2 separate regions of the Homo sapiens genome follow, and region 2 is linked to region 1. A link is a loop called in an ENCODE intact Hi-C map of the cell type or tissue named here. Cell type or tissue: mammary epithelial cell. All regions are shown on one strand. Links, peaks and the distances in the headings refer to the core of each region. The heading gives the core; the rest is flanking DNA. Region 1 overlaps LOC100506403 (a long non-coding RNA gene). Region 2 has its middle 110 kb from the start of MIR802.

Region 1 (5,388 bases), core at 71-5,070:
ATGCCTGTAATCCCAACACTTTGGGAAGCCAAGGTGGGGTGGATCCCCTGAGGTCAAGAGTTCGTGACCAGCCTGGCCAACATGGTAAAACCCCATCCCTACTAAAAATACAAAATTAGCAGGGTGTCGTGGCACATGCCTGTAATCCCAGCTACTCAGGAGGCTGAGGCAGGAGAATTGCTTGAACCCGGGAGGTGGAGGTTGCAGTGAGCCAAGATCGCACCATTGCACTCCAGCCTGGGCGATGAGAGCGAAACTCAGTTTCAAAAACAAACAAAAAAACAAAGAAGCATTCAAGAGCCTGAAATTTTTTTTTCAGTGATTTTTAAGTCTATTTTTAATGGCTCTTTGTAGGAACAATGGCAAGAAGATTAAAATTATCTGCTAGATAATCAATTAATGTCTGCAGACATTTGTAGCCTTTTCTATGAATGGACTTATTTATGAAACTGATTTATACAACATCCATTGTTTAAGCTTACTTTTTATGTATGCTTGGAACAATTTTTCATGTAATTACATAAATTTTGGACATCCTTTTTATAGATGTGTAATATGCCATGCTAAGTATGTAGGTTATCAGATTTAAAGAACTAGTTTTGTTGGCTATTTAGGCTAATTCTGATGTGTCTCTATTAGAAAATGCTGCAGAGAACAGATGCAGCTCATCTTCATGATTTTTTGGATGCATTCATATTGTAAGATGCTAGGAATTCTTTTGCCTTTTAATTAAAATGTACCAGCACTTAAATGATCCATTATAAGTAAAAAATCTCCCAATAGATTAAATAAAGCAAAATAGTAACAGATCTTTGCATGTCTATGTCTGTCTGTGTGCAACTTAGACTTTAATTTGTTATTTAGCTTAAGGCAATGTGTTCCTAAATGCTACTCTAAGAACTTGTACTTACCACCCCTTCCACCAAACACAGACACCTTCCAGAGGACCCTTGCCCTCCAATGAGATCTCTATTGTCTTATATTAATTTAACCCTGCTGTTCTAGGTATATCAGAAGTCCCATAGAGTAGGCCTGTTTTAATTTCCCAAGGGACCACATAAAACATTGTACCTGGTGTGCTCAAGTTCAGTGAATTACTATCAGGACTTCTTGGAGTCTTCTTTCCCCTAAGATGCCCCAGTTTCCATGTTGTTGGCACATGGCCAGGTGCAGTATCCCCTCCAAACCTATGACTGGATCACTGATTGGAATTCTCCCTGGGGGGCTGCCCCTTCCTTCACATTCTCAGCTCCATGCCCCGCCACCCCCTCCTCAAGTAAACAGCTCTTGAGATTTGACCCAGGAAAAGTCAAGTCCAACAGAAACTCCCAGAACATTATACCCCGGCCCCATTTGTTTTGAAAATAGTATCGAAGCTTACAATTGCAAACATACAAGTGCTTAATTATTGCTCAGTATCCATTTTATTTCTAGATATTCATTGAATTCCATTCAAATGTCGATATTAGCAATATTAAAAATAGATGGCTGCAATTTTTCTACTGATTATATAAAGACAGACACTTTAGGTAATGGTCACATATGATGTGATTAAATTGTTTTGCTGTCATTGTGTTAATTATGTGCCAAAGTTAAACATATTCATCTGCAAATTCAAATCTGCCTGGATATTACCAGTAATTATGGCAGTAGCAGTCAAATAAGTGTCCTCATGTGGTCGAGAGAGTGTTTGAGGCTATGGTAAATATCATAAAAATATCATAGTCTATCATGTGTTTGAAATACTATCCTCTGATAAATGACTACTTTTTAATACCTGTTTGTTTTCCTGTGTATGAGGCAAATGGAAAGGAAAATACTTTTTGAATGAGCTTGTTCATTGACTTCAGAAATGGTGGAAACCTTTGCAGTGTCTGCATCCCCCTGCTCTGTACTCAGCATGGGGCAGCCACCGAAGGCTCCCAGCCCCTCACCCAGAGATACTGGAAGTACCACAAAAGTTGAGAAGCAGCTGGTGTTTGGCAGGTGAGGCAGAGGATATTATTGTTATTGATTATTGTATCCTGATTATTATCCTTCATGCCATCTTCCTGGTAAGGAGGCCCTTAGACAGGTAAGAGCCCATAAGAGTAGTCAATTTTGATCTTCGTGTTCATCTCTGTGATTTTCTTTCTTAATCTATAAAAAATATCTTTGTTGAAGAAGCGGTTATGTACCAAATGTTTGTGTCCCCCCAAAATTCACATGTTGAAGCACTAACCCTCAAAGTGACTGTACTAGGAGAAAGGGCCCTTACAGAGGTAATTAAGGTTAAGTGGACTCATAAGGGCAGGGCTTGATCCAATAGGATCAGTGTCCTTATAAGAAGAGACAGGAGAGTGCTCAAGCACTCTCTTCACCATGTGAGGACATAGCAGGAAGGCAGCAGTCCACAAGCCAGGAAGAGAGCCCTGACCAGGAACCAAATTGGCTAGCACCTTGATCTTGGACTTCCAGCCTTCAGACCTGGGAGAAAATAAGTTTCAGTCATTTAAGTGAGCCAGTCTATGGTATTATGTTGTCGCAGCCCAAGCTGATGAATACAGAAGGAAATGAAAATAATGGGGATTCTGGCTTAGCTTTGGCACCTGGATTGTCTGTCACCTGTAGATCTATTGAGCATCCAGCTAAACATTTTGAACCTCCCTGGGTACCTGAGTCTGTGACCAGTGTTGGAGACTCAAAGATCTGTAAGACACAGTTCTCATCGTTGATAACCTACAGGTCACATTTGACAGGCTTCCATCAGGGAGGTCTTGTGATTCATGGCCACATCCTGTCCCCAAGTAAAGAACCTTACTGTGAGTTCCTCAAATTGTTGATGTACTGATTAATGCACGACCTACTGACATTGAAAAGGACACTGATTTGTTTCTGAATCATGAAGTTTTGCTGATTTGTCTCTGAATCATAAAGTTTTATTGATTGTCTTACATGTCCACATTTTAGCCTGTATGTTGCAAGCTGAAGCAATGATTAAAACCTCTGTATTGCACCTTAACCAAAAGGATAACTCTATAGAAGGAGTGGCTCCCTTCCTTCTCAACATTCCTCTAAAAGCCTTCCTACCTGTAACAGACCCTAGAACATGCTGGACTTTGTCAGTGTGTCTTCCCTGGTCCATCCTCACACTTGATTTCCAATAAACCTGTGGGGTCCTGATAAGAGTAAGATTAAGATTAAGATTAAGATAAGATGAATCTCATTTGGGAGAGAGCCCCAGGTGGGGAAGAACAATAAGCCATTGTTCTGAGAGCCAGCCAATCACAGACAACCTACAGACATACAATGACCTTATTCCACCTATAGTCCCCTCCAGCTCTGCTGACACCTCGATCTTGGAAGAACCACCTACCAACATGGGTGAAGGCAGAGGACAGGACCTTCCTTTGGGGCAATTGCTCTGGTGCCTCTGTTCAGGGGAGGTGTCACATTCTAAATAGCTGAGCATGGGCAGGAAGCACGTCAAGAGTGCCCAGGTAAAGGACAAGTGTCTAGATCTAAGGACACAGTTTCCCAATGAGCTTATATCCCAGGACATCGGTTTTGAATCCAAAACTGGGACTCAGGGTGTGGGAGACATTAGGGAGAAAATTAGACTTTTGAGAGTAATGCCCGGGAACACCCAATGAGTAGCTGAGCCAGAAAGCTGCAGATTTGTATGGATATCACCAAACATCAAGCAAAAGGCTTTTCCTCTCTGAAGACCAAAATGACCAATCATAGTGATCAGCCTTGAAAACAAATTAGAAAAGGCTGTGCTTGGGAAGCTGGGAGGTACGATGATATTTTAGTGCCTTAAATGTGAGTCAGGGTAGAGACAAGATTCTCTGAGTTGAGTCTATGTTATTCCTCTGAGGCTTGTTGACCAAGGGAAAGTTAGAAAGTTATATATGTGTGTGTGTGTGTGTGTGTGTGTGTGTGTGTGTTTTAAAGTTTTGCTACAACTGGACTACAGTCCAGAGGGGAGATATATATATATAATATATAATATATTATATATATCACACTATATACAGGACAGATGATATATAGAAGATATATTATATACACACACACACACACACACACACACTGGGGGTGTGTGTGTGTATGTGTGTGTATATGTTTTAAAGTTTTGCTACAACTGGACTACAGTCCAGAGGGGAGATATATAGATATAGATATATATATACACACACACACACACACACACACAAAACATATATCTATACACATACATATAACATATATATATATTATGTATATAAAGTGGTGCAATGGACTATATGTTTATGTCTTCCCAAAATTCATACATTGCCACGGAGAGGGGCTTCTGGGAAACCAGTCCTACTAAACCCTAAGGTAATAGTATTAGGAGGTGGGACCTCTGGGAGGTGATTAGGTCATGAGGGAGGAGACTTCAAGAATGGTATTGCTGCTTTTATAAAAGGGATCCCAGAGAGATTGTTTGCCCCTTCTACCCTGTGGGGGCACAGGGAGAAAACAGCCATCTCTTAGGACTGGGCCCTCAGCAGACACTAAATCTGCCAGTGCCTTGATCTTGGACTTCCCATCCTCCAAAACTGAGAGAAATAAATTTCTTTTGTGTGAAAGCCGCCCAGTCTATGGTATTTTCATTAGAGCAACCCAAACAGGACTGAGAGAAGTAGTATTGCTGGAACAGGGGAAACAATAATGGTAAAATATACAGGGTGGAGGGGCCCTGGTCTTTAGAGACATCATCTTCTTTCTTATCCTTGGGCAGAAGCAGCAGGAAACTAACAAGAACTTCCAGCAGCAGGTGCATGGTGAGCTCATCACTATTGCAGTCACATCAGGCTGCCATTCAGGATACCAAAGATGGGGCAGCTTACACACCAGGCATGACTTTCTCAGTTTTGGAGGCTGTAAGTCAAAAATCAAGGTGGCAGCCAATTCTGTTCCTGGTGAGAGTCCTCTTGCTGGTTTGCAGATGACTGGCTACTCTCTGAATCCTTACATAAGGAAGAGAGCAATCATCTCTCTCCTGTGTCTTCTCCTAAGAGTGCTAATCCCATTCATGAGGGCTCCACCCGCATGACCTATCACCCCCAAAACCCCATCTCCAAATACCATCACTTTAGGGATTAGGACTTCAACAGAGAAATTCAGGGAGGGGACCACAAACACTCAGTGCACATCAGTAACTCACAACTTCTCTCGTAGTTCCCTGTGGATGTGTGGAAGAATGGGTATCTGTCAAAAGTTAGACACACCAGGGGAAAGGAAAGCCTGGTGATTCTATAGAACCTTCCTTGTACTCCCGTCTCCAATTCAGGATCCAATGGCAGGAGAATGGGCAACAAAATGCCCTGAGAAGCTCATGAGGTCAGCACAGAAGATGCCATGAGTCTCCTGTGATGTTGG
Region 2 (5,388 bases), core at 107-5,106, 81 kb after region 1:
AGAGACTTGAGGCACTGGAATGCCAAGTGAAGGAATCTGGTGTCCTTTGGGTAAGAGTAAGCAAGGGCCCCTGAACTTGGGTAGTAATAGCAGATGTTGCAGAGGAAACATCAGCAGGATTTGGCACCATATTGCCAGGAAGAGGTGAAGTAGCGCAGTAGGCTAAGGAGGGCTCCAGGCAATAACAAGGATGGAAGCAATAATGCCAGCACCACACACCAGCCCTTCCTGTGCACAGAATACACGGTCCCATCCATGCCCAGGGGCTTGGCACTGGTAGTGGCAGGGCTGGATTGTCACTGACGCCCCACCACTGGCTCCACTGGGCCAGGCTGAGCTTTCTGCGTGGAGGGAGCCGGGGCCAAGCGATGTAGGTGCACCCTGGAGAAGGTGAGGGGCTCTAGTCCCAGGCTCCTTTTTCGTTTCCTGGCCTCCCTTGTGATTGTTTCCCTCCCTTTTACCATCAAGTCACCCTGCATACTCCACTGTATGAACAGATCACACGATCTGCCTTCAAATCTGCTCTTGAGAACCCCGGGCAAACACATACTCCTCCTTGCCAAGAGGCTTCTCAGTTCCATGTCCAAACGCACTTGCTCCATCATCCAAGGCCTGTGCTCTAAGAGAGAGATCACTGTTTTTAGGTAGAGTTAGAGCTGGCAGACAATGCCCAATACCCCCACCAATTGCTTAGAGCATTTATCAGTCAGGGAGCAGGCTGCCCTGGGGAGTCATCTGCATCAGCTCAGGCCCTGGGCCTCACAGGACCTCTCACAATGTGGTCCTCCAGGCCCATGGCCTCCCCCAACCCATCTGTGCTAAAGGCTAACTATGGCACCCCTCCAAGAAGGGGGTCCTGAGTTAAACCCCAAACTCCAGAGTCCCTTATCCCATCTGTTTCCTCAGTCCATCCCACCCCCCATCCCAAGGTCTTGCTCCTCCACTTTTAAACCTCCAAGGAAACCAAAAATAACTCAATACGTAGCTCAGGGCTTGGGGAAGCTACCTTCAATACCTTAGAGGATTATATTGGAAGTGAAAACAAAACAAAGCAACCATGACTCAATCTCTCTGCCATTTATAAATTACGAAAATAAATATTCACTAATTCACAGAGGTGGTGTGGATCAACCTTTGGCTTTGAACTTTCAAGGTTTCAGAAGTTCCTAAAATTGGGTAGGTCTCTATGCCGTACAAATGATTGTTTCTACTGTTAAAAAGAAAGACATGAGGATAATTTTTTGCCCACGAATTGGGAACCTGGATAATGCTGTGATGCCATGGAGTTTATTTCAATTCTTTAGTTATGTATATAATAAAGATAAATTCTGAATTTACAGAAACTTGAAAAAAAAAAAAAAAGGAAAGACATTCCTGGTGCATGTTAGTCAAACTTCTGTTTCCTGAGTAAACTAGGGACCCTTGGATGAGACTTCTAATTCCAAATCCTAACAAAGTACTACATAGGTAACATTGGAAGTTATCTAGTGCCTGTGACCTTTATTTTGCTCATTTATAGAAAGGGGATAAATGAAACCCACCTTTCTTGTGTGGGCTCAAAAGTGACAGCATGGATGTAAGCATTCAGTACATTGAGAAGCTGGGTGCGCCCCTTCTTTCCTAATGGATGAAACACACAGCATGAGACCATAAAAGCCAGAGTCCTTGTACATTATGGTCTGAGGATTTGCCTGCTTAGAAACATCAGAGACCAAATTATTCAAAAAAAGGAAAAGCCAAAAGCAAGGCTCAAAATCTTACGAAGCAAACATCTTGGGGCTTTAGGGGATGTCAGGGTTAATTCACTGCTTGCTGTCCCCCTGGTTTACTCTTCCCCTCATAGACCCCGTTTATCGAGGTCAGACCTGGACAATTCTCTGAAGACACAGAGCAGCAAATAGGAGTTAAGGGCAGAGTGAGCTGGGTTCAGCAGTAGGGAGAGGAGAATTTCTCAGCATTGTTTTCAAGCTCAGGTGAATGTCAGGAAAAGAACTCACATCATTTCCAACTGGGATCTAAGAATTCACTGAGCACCAACTATTGGCTAGAAGTATGCTGAACACTCTAAATGCCTTACCTGAATCTCATCTACCCCTCTTAGAAAGTAGGCATTTCAAAATCATACTTCTCTAAGTTCTTAAAGGGAACAACAAAGAAATGTGCAATGTGACTCAATGACATAAGCCGTGGTTTAAGCCTGTCTGCGCTTTTCGAGAGTAATCATATGTACCATTTTGTAAGCCCCTTGCTACGTACCAGACACTGTGCCAGGTGCTCCGTATGTATTATTTCTAGTATTCCTCCCCAGATCCTACATGTCAGAGATTATTATTATTCCCATTTTATAGATAAGAAAACTGACTTTCAGAAAAGTAAAGTTACTTGCTCAAGCGCACAGAGCATGTGGGATTTAAAGCCAGAATTCATCTTTCTCTCTGGTCTATTTCCTCAGGATTAAAGGCTCACACTTTAAGCACTGATGAGGCAGAATATTACTGATATAACTCGTTTCTGATCTATATAGACTTTGGAAATATCTCAGGGTAGCCACTTCCTGGCCTACAGAACACTAATTTTGTTCAGGCAGTAACATGTCATCCTGGCTGAATTATTTGTTCTAGGAAAATCATGAAAACCCCAATTGTCTTAGCCAGTGACTGGTTTAGTGATTGCTATGTGACTCTCTTCTGACCAAAGAGATGAAAAAAAGCCTGTTCTTTACTTCTGGGAAAGACTTTCCTCCCTGACCGAGAAGACCTGTGGAAGAGAAAGCCCTTTTGTGGCAGCTCCTCCTGCTATCTGTAACACTATCATGTGAGGACATAATGGTTGGAGCAGGGGCAGCTGTCTTGTGTGCATGAGTGGAAGGCAGTAGGCATTGCTCATACTCTAAGGATATCGGAATGAAGAAGAAAAACTTTAGAAGCTTGGTGTCCTTGTAACCCCTCAAGCCTACCCTGAGACCACTTCCATGATTTTTGTAACATCAGTAAGTGTTCTTACGGCTTAAGCCACTGTCAACAAATTTTCTATTACTCCAAATGCATCCCAGCTGACATAGTTATAAAGTAGAATCAAATCATAATTTATATTTATTCTGAAAATGAAATTTGAGTGTTTTTGGTGGCTGAGTTGCTGACTCTGAATATGGCTCTACTCCTCAAAGTCACCTAAAAGGACTATTAGTGACTTGGAGATTTGAACCAACTCTAATTCTTTCTTTGCTTCTGTAGGAGAGGCAAAACTTTTCCTCAACCCTCTTAGGTTCTGCAGCAGAGGTTTGCAAGTTCAACTAACGAAAGCCAGATTAGCAGGAGAAACGCATACAGATTATATTTGATGTTAATTTTTTTACATGACACAGGGGACTTCGTAGAGAAGAAGTGAAAACCTGAAAGGAACAGGTAGAATTGAGGGCTTATATACCATTTTAACAAACAGTGATAAATTTGTGGAGAAGTGACACGATAAAGAGGTTTGGGACAATAAATTGTGGGAAAAGGACTAGAAAATATACTGGGGTAACCAATGAAACAAAAGGGTTATTTTAGGAAGGTTTATTTGTACAGACTCATCTTGGTATCATCTCGCCATCTCTGATGATACAAATGTTATCTTCTTCCTGGTACCAGAATACCTTTCTCATAGGAAATTTATGCCCTCCTTTTAGGGAGAAAAGTAGGGGGCAGATAGCCCTTCCCATATCTGCTTTTCTTAATTGCCTTCAGCTCAAAATAATCAATATGCCAAAGCAGCATATTTTGGGGTGACATATTCTGATCACTTTTACTTCAAAATAAATAATATATCTATGATTTTACCTATTTAAAATATAATGTATCTTTTATATTTAAATAATTTATATTTAAGTTTTAAATATAGATATAATTAAAACATTAATTGTATAATATTGTCATAATATTACTAAATTGCCTACTAACATTTAATCACAATGATTACTGCATTTTGCATTTAAACTTTTTAAATTAGTATGTAATTATTATAACTTAACCATTAAAGAAATGCATAAAGCAAAAGTGAAGGCTATCCCAGAATTAAAATGTACTAAAACTTCTTTTACTAATTATAAAATGAATTTACATTGTATCTGATCTTCACCCATGTTGTGTGTATGAATAGCTTAATTCCTTTCAAATGAGCAGTATTCCACTACACAGACATACCAGAGTGTAATTATTGATTCTCCTACTGATAAACACTTAGATTATTTCCACTTTGAAACTATTATGAAAAATGCTGGTATTAACATCCTTATACATGTTTTTTTTAGTGGAACTTTTTCGTTTTCATTTCTCTGGGCTGGAGAGCAAGCAAAGCTAAGTTGTAAGGCTGGAAAACAGAACAATGCTTGCTGCTAAGGGTGGCACAAGGGGGTTTCTGAGGTCATGGAAATGCTCTATGCCCTGACTGGTATGGTGATTGTGCAGGTATATACGTTTATCAAAACTTATAAAACTTTGAGCCTTAATGTGTGTAAATTATACTCTATTTATAAGAATCATAAAAAAGAAAAAAGAAAACTGTCCAAAAAGAATATAAGATTATGGTAGGTGTAGAGAACCGGCGGTTGGCATTCCTTCCAGCCATGCTCTTGCATGTCTTCCAAACTGCAGATGCTGGAAAGCTGAGAACCACATTTCTCAGATTCCCTTGAATCAAAGGGAAGGAGACAGTTTGATCTTCACCCATGTTGTGTGTATCAATAGTTTAATTCCTTTTTAATGAGCAGTATTCCATTGCACAGATATTGGAGTCAAACTGGCTTCTTCAAACTGTATACCTTCATGTAAGATTTGAAAGGAGAAGCAAACAGGGGCAGAAGTGGAGGCCATCATCCCATGAACTGGAAGGCAGCAGGGATCTCCTGCAGTTCCTCTCCCATACCAATGGCCAGGGCAGCTGGACCCCTGGCAAGGCCAAATCACCATCCCAGTGTCCAGTTCCCAGCCTCATGCCTGCTGAGGGGCAGTAAGAGCAGCAGCAGCTACAGAGAGAAGCTACAAGTCTAGTTTGTTTTGTTTTGTTTTTTTAACCAGGAACCTTTTGGGGCATGCATAATAGTTGACAGTATTATATAGTGAATACACATATATCTATCACCCAGATTCTACAATTGTTAACATCGTGTTAGATTTGCTGTATCATGTATCCACCATATATTCATCCATTACTCGGTCTTATTTTCTGATTCATTGATGGTTTGTATTTTAACTCAGCAATTCCACTGGTGGCCTCCCGCTCCCAATCCTGCCCAAGGTAGTGGCTTCTCTAGAGGACCAGTGCCCAGACTTGTTCTTGGAGTCTTCCTGGGAGCCAGCCAGGCCTTCCAATGATTGTGTAGGTTCCTCATTCATCATCCCTGCTACG

Evidence for each region. A loop is a pair of places that touch in the nucleus more often than their neighbours do. Peaks named below come from ENCODE experiments on the same cell type or tissue, not always from the same donor. Only the 100,000 strongest peaks of a DNase experiment are listed, where the experiment ranks them.
Region 2: it touches region 1 in a loop (2.8-fold over the local background); 4 of 110 quality-filtered maps call a loop at or near these places.

What each region holds. Positions count from the first base shown.
Region 1 is chr21:35,522,776-35,528,163 of GRCh38, forward strand. All of the region lies in intron 1 of LOC100506403 (a long non-coding RNA gene), which reads right to left. Among named protein-coding and RNA genes, the nearest start is that of MIR802, 200 kb to the right of the region's middle. RefSeq lists an enhancer at 2,104-3,303. In mammary epithelial cell, for the core only: no CTCF peak of the experiment used is centred there; a DNase peak (open chromatin) is centred at 2,896; H3K27ac peaks cover 1,333 bases.
Region 2 is chr21:35,604,147-35,609,534 of GRCh38, forward strand. No RefSeq gene overlaps it. Among named protein-coding and RNA genes, the nearest start is that of MIR802, 110 kb to the right of the region's middle. In mammary epithelial cell, for the core only: no CTCF peak of the experiment used is centred there; a DNase peak (open chromatin) is centred at 2,635; H3K27ac peaks cover 2,935 bases.